Regions from separate parts of the Homo sapiens genome. Here region 2 is linked to region 1. A link is a loop called in an ENCODE intact Hi-C map of the cell type or tissue named here. Cell type or tissue: K562. All regions are shown on one strand. Links, peaks and the distances in the headings refer to the core of each region. The heading gives the core; the rest is flanking DNA. Region 1 has its middle 13 kb from the start of EXO1. Region 2 overlaps WDR64 (WD repeat domain 64).

Region 1 (2,924 bases), core at 305-2,804:
GTGTGTTATTGTAAACATGCATTTTCAATTTATATAAATCAAATGGTACTGTGTATTACATTTAATTCTTCTTATTTTCATTTAGTGCTCAATAGCCACATGTGGTTAGTGGCTACCATATTGGACTGTGTAGATTTAGAACATATTCATTATTGCAGAAAGTTCCATTGGAGAAAACTATTCTAGATATTAGATGCAGATCAATTTTAGACCTTGAGATGTCTTCTCCTATTCTGTCATGTGTCTGCTAAATTTGCTGATTATTCCTGTATTGTATAGAAATCTCCAAGTTTGATGTAAATACATTTATTGTTTGCCTTATGATTTGTGCTTTGCAAATTTTGTTTAAGAAGTCTTTTCCCACCCTAGATCACCAGTATACTCTGTTATGTTACCTTCCATTAATTTTTATAGTTTCTTCCCTTTTACATTTAGGTTTTTGGTCTGTTGAAGTTCACCTTTGTTATTTGGTGTTAGGTAGAAATCTAGTTTTATTTTTTTCCATACGTGAATAAGTTTCACTAACATTGTCTGTTTTAAAATCTATGTCTTTTCTTCATTGATTAGTGGTGCTATTTTTATTATGTATAAGTTCCCATGAGTGTATGGATCTGTTTCTAAACTCTCTCTTCTGTTTCATTGGTCTAGTTATTTGTTCTTCACAATTCATACTTTTTATTATTGACATTGTTCTATGTCTTAGTATCTGACAGGACACGTCCTGTTTTTATACTCTTCTTTTTAAAGGGTTGACCTATCTATGGACATTTATTCTTCCAGATAAATTTTAGAATAAATTTATTTAGTTTATCTAAAAGAAAACTGGACGTTTGAATGAGATTTAATTGGATTTAGGTGAATTAAGTCTAACTCAAAAAACTTTGACATCTTGGAAAATTAAATCAGCCTGTTTTAAACCATATATTTATATAATCATCTGTGTCCTTTACTGGCATTTAGAAGCTTCCCCCACCCCAGAGATATTGTATATTCTGGTTCAGTTAGTCCCCATATATTTTATTGTTTTATTTCCGTAGATTGTATCTCCTTTTAAATTTTTCTAGTTGATTATTGCTGCTACAGAGAAATGCTATGGCTTTTGTAAGTTGATCTTATAAGTGGAAACCATGCAAAAGCTTATCCATTCTTATAGTTTGTTGATTTGTAAAAACTCTTAATTTATTAAAAGTGTTTTGCTATCTGTAGGTCATATTTATTAGAAGTGTTTTCCAGTTTGTTATTTGACTTAGAATTTTATTTATGATGTATTTTTACACTTCTAAGTTTTAAATTTATCAGGTAGCAAATTCTGTTAATGCTATTTTGTCATTTTTATCAATTAATTTATGCTATTTGTCAAAAGGAAGTGTATTTTCCTTTTTTTCTTCAGTACTAGCAATCTGTTTTATTGTTTCCCCAAAATATAGAGTTCTTCACGGAATGCCAAAGTAGACAGAAAGTGTGTAGCACTTTTGATCCACTAGAGGCCAACACTTGCTTGAAAGAAACTGGCATGCTTTCCTAAATCTCCTATTTTTTTCCTCTCTGAATGGGAAGAAACTGGCTGAAAAAAAGCCTTACAGAAAATAACTAATTTCTATTTAAATTAGATGTCTAGAAATGCTATAGAAAGAAGAATCTGGACAAAAAGAAAAGGCTATTTTCAAAGACAATAAGTTATATAAAGAGGATTCAAAGCAACAAAGCTGTTTTTAGTGGAAAAAAAATGAAAGCAGAAAATCCAAATAAAACAGTTTAAAATGTTTTAAAAATTTAACTTAGAAGAAAGAGAAAACTAAAATAGAAATAAAAAAGGTCCAGCTTCTACTCAAAATACACATTTAGTGTCATTAAATAAGAAGTAGGTGACAAGAGGCTGGGCGCGGTGGCTCACACCTGTAATCCCAACACTTTGGGTGGCCAAGGCAGATGGATCACAAGGTTAAGAGATCGAGACCATCCTGGCCAACATGGTGAAACCCTGTCTCCACTAAAAATACAAACAATTAGCAGGGCGTGGTGGCGGGCGCCTGTAGTCCCAGCTACTCGGGAGGCTGAGGCAGGAGAATCACTTGAACCTGGGAAGTGGAGGTTGCAGTGAGCCGAGATTGTGCCACTGCACTCCAGCCTGGGTGACAGAGCGAGACTCCATAAAAAAACAAACAAACAAACAAAAAGTAGGTGACAAGAAACAGCAGACAATAGTGGCTTTTTCTCCCTTTTCCTCTTTGCTCTGAAAAACCAGGAGATGGGGCTAACCTGCCTCCCATTCTGTAGGGTTCCTGCACAGATAACTGGGTGAAAAACAATTCCCAAACTGAAAAAAATCCATTGTTTTAATTCCAGTGAGGTGATCTGTAGGAAATAACCACGCTGGCTTACAAGCAGACATTGAAAGGTGGTTCTTCTCTGAGGCTTATTCTTAAAATCATGTTTATCACTCAAAAGCAGACATATCTACAGAGGGAGGGATGAAGAGGAGGGAAAGAAGGAAGGAGGGAAGGAGGAAGGGTGGGCCAATACCAAGACTGCAATTCTCTTATCTATGAAAACATAAAGAATTGCGAAAAACGGTTCTTTACATATAGACAGAGGTGCTTATAATTTAGAGCTGGAAAAAAATGATCAAGATTAAATGACAGCCCACATGCAAAACACTATAAAAAGCAAGGTACTATTATTATTATTACAAAGGTGCATCTGCCAGCGGGGATCTTGGCTTCTGGGTGCCCTTTCATAAGTAGGGCAGCTACGTCATATCATATATGAAAGCCTATGCTATACAAAGAAGTTATTTTTACATCAATCGAAATAAATGCATAAAAGATTTACGTTTGCATTGAAGACAAGGTAAAATTTTTAAAAATCAATGGGAACGCATCTTAGACATGCCAAGTTATATTATAAAGAACTTCCAAATGAAT
Region 2 (2,924 bases), core at 98-2,597, 65 kb after region 1:
CATTCTTCTAGCAGTTGAGGTACCAGCATAATAACGAGAGTAATTAAAAATGCCTGATGCATGCTCGGTTCCTGGTTGACATGATCTCTAATTGTATTCACAACCATGCAACTTCATCTTTATTATTCCCTTTTTACTGAAACAGAAACAGAAACTCAGATTAAGTGGCAGCTCTAAAGCTAATCAGATAATAAAAGAAGGACTTGGGTTCAAGTACAATCTGTCTGGCTTTTGCTTCCATGTAAGTTTATTCTTTCCAGTATGCTGGTGATTTAAAAACAATTTTTGCAGTGACAACTTTCCTTCAAACACAGTTCTAACTAGAAATGTAAAGCATAAAAATATATAAAATTGGAACTGAGAACAGTTTGAAAACCACTGCATTACAGTACCTGCTGTCTCTTCTCCCTGTGACATATGTACTTTTTAGCAAAAGAGTACTTACATTTTAGCAAAAGAGATGGTCTAAAATTACTTACTTTTTAAGTATCAAAATAACATGCATAATTTATTTTATTTGTGATTGTATATTGATTATTCACAAATGCAAAAACTTTGAAAAAATATATAAAAATTGAAAAATATATAAAATTGAAAAAACAATTTAGACATTGCATTTTTTGCAAAACAATGCGTTTTTACATATAAGCATGCACACACAGAATTCTTCCACTGTTACCTTCTATCAAAGGAGGGGCTCAAATGTGCTCAATAGCACTATTTTTGAACCAACATTGAGTATGACAGGAAGACAGACCCTGTCTGTGTCTTGCTTACCTTACTGCTCTGTGGACCTTTGCTGGATTCACACTGGGATGAAGAACATATGGAATCCTGACTTGATCTCCTATAAGGGGAGTGGGGAAGCCCACAGGTAAAACTTTAAGATATGCTACCATACTCAAAGGGTGTGCTTCTCTGCTTTAATTTCAGCTGATTGCTTCTTTCATCATCTGTGGATACTGAGCCACTCAGGAAACAAATCATGCCTTATATTCTGTGTAATAAATGTTGACCAGTATGATATTGGTGGAGACTCTTGGGGAGCCTCAGCAAATAAGGTTTATTGCTCCCTTTGTCAGAAAATAAAAGTCTTGCCTATCCCACTGCAAAGGCTAGATTTAGTCCCAGAGGCTCTTACACTGAAATGGCAAGGGGTGGGGTGGTGGTGGGGGGACCTTACAAGCCTGTCTAACTTCCTGCTTGACAATGTCTAGTTCTCACCAGATCCTAGTCTGTGGCACTCCACTGAAACCGGCTGAAAAGTGGCTTAAGGTCTGGTGCAGATGTCTACAGAATAAGTCCTCAAAATATTCTCAGAACAGTTTTGATGAAATTTCATGCCAAGGGGTAGGGAAGGGGTTACATTCTGGCTCACCTCTGGGTGACCCCAAACCAGCACAGAAGCTTCTGATTTCTCTCCAAAGCTATGTGTGGCATTATCTATTGCCTGCAAACCAGAGCTCTTATGCAAATATAAATAGGAAAAAAGGGATTTTTTCTTAAATCCCTTGCTCTTTCAGAAATGGATGACAATTGCTCAGTTATAGTGGATGGTGGATGAAACCTCCTGCCATATGACCTTCCATACTTGCCTTGCAAGTCCTTCCTTCTGTTTCACACCTGTGTCAGATTTTGGCGAAAAGTAAAGCCAAGTGATCATTTTCCATCTCTGCTATGTGATAAAGGGTGCTGTGAGGCTGACATGGTGAGGGGACCACACAGCACTTTAAATCCCTGAGGAGAACCTCACCTCCAAAATGACAGTTATGGGAAGAAAGCGGAAGCCACGTGTCAACCCAACTGATGTCTTTTTTCAGTGGTCCCTTCTTTAATGCTGGGATGAAGTAAACTCTTTCTATTACTTTCAATGGCAAAAACCACAATTAATTTTGCATCAACCTAATGTATCAGCCACCTAAGTCCCAGACAGTATTACTGGTTCAGTAAGTAACGAGTTACCTTGCACATTCAGGGGTACGAAAGAGGAACAGTATGTCATTAATTTTAAAGTGCTTGGGATGCAAGTCAGGGTTTACAGTGAAGCAATCTTCAGGTCGGTACCTAGAAGTAAGTATACATTTATATGAGAAAAAATTCACAAATTATGGAGCTTACAGTACTAAGATTGTATATCCTCTGCAGAGCTAGGCAATTCCTCAAATGCTAATATTATTGAACATGAAAAGAAAATGCAAGGAAGTAGAGTTTGAACATAGCTTTTTTAGCAAGGTTCTGTTAAATCATGATCCTCAACGGTTTAAAAGTCTTTTAATTCAACTAACCTGTCTAATCTTCCTACCTTTAGATCAGAGAATGGACTTCTACAAAATCCTATGGAAAAAACTCTATTTTATTTTACTTTTAGAGATGGGGGCCAACTATGTTGCCCAGACTGGTCTTGAACTCCTGGGCTCAAGCGATCCTCCTGCCTCAGCCTCCCAAAGTGCTGGGATTACTGATGGGAGCCACCACGCCGGGCTGGTTTCATACAGTTTAAATAATAGAGTTCTAATATTTTTTAAATAAGTGGAGTAATAAATTTGAATAAAATATTATTACCCTTAAAGAGCTTATAATGGAGTGGAGAAGAACAGGTAGTCCAGTGAGGACCCTGCTCTTGCTGCTCCAGTCTCCTGTTGACCCAGATTCCAAGGTCAACACTGAACTTTGTAGGCACCATCCTAGGAACAGGGGAATAGTCCCTAAATGCCTGCACTGAAACATCATGCCTGGCTCTTAAAGCTGCATTTAACATTCATTATAGCAAATAGACCTTACAGCAAAATTTCCCCTGTTTCTTCAGTGGAAATTACTTCTGCAAGAGATGAAGGGGCCTCCTGGAAAGTGAACCCAAGCTCAAAAGAGAAGTCTACAAGCTTGATGACTTGTTGAACTCAAATTTTTTAAGAGATTTCTGTTGT

Evidence for each region. Hi-C counts contacts between places; a loop is a spot of excess contacts. Peaks named below come from ENCODE experiments on the same cell type or tissue, not always from the same donor. Only the 100,000 strongest peaks of a DNase experiment are listed, where the experiment ranks them.
Region 2: a loop joins it to region 1, with 5 times the contacts of the local background. A loop is called at or near these places in 2 of 110 quality-filtered maps.

Annotation. Positions count from the first base shown.
Region 1 is chr1:241,833,518-241,836,441 of GRCh38, reverse strand. No RefSeq gene overlaps it. Among named protein-coding and RNA genes, the nearest start is that of EXO1, 13 kb to the left of the region's middle. In K562, for the core only: CTCF peaks have their summits at 1,481 and 2,246; DNase peaks (open chromatin) are centred at 1,481 and 2,491.
Region 2 is chr1:241,768,544-241,771,467 of GRCh38, reverse strand. WDR64 (WD repeat domain 64) reads right to left here. Exons shown (of 28, transcript NM_001367482.1): 17 at 1,963-2,064; 18 at 778-847. Among named protein-coding and RNA genes, the nearest start is that of EXO1, 78 kb to the left of the region's middle. In K562, for the core only: no CTCF peak of the experiment used is centred there; a DNase peak (open chromatin) is centred at 1,157.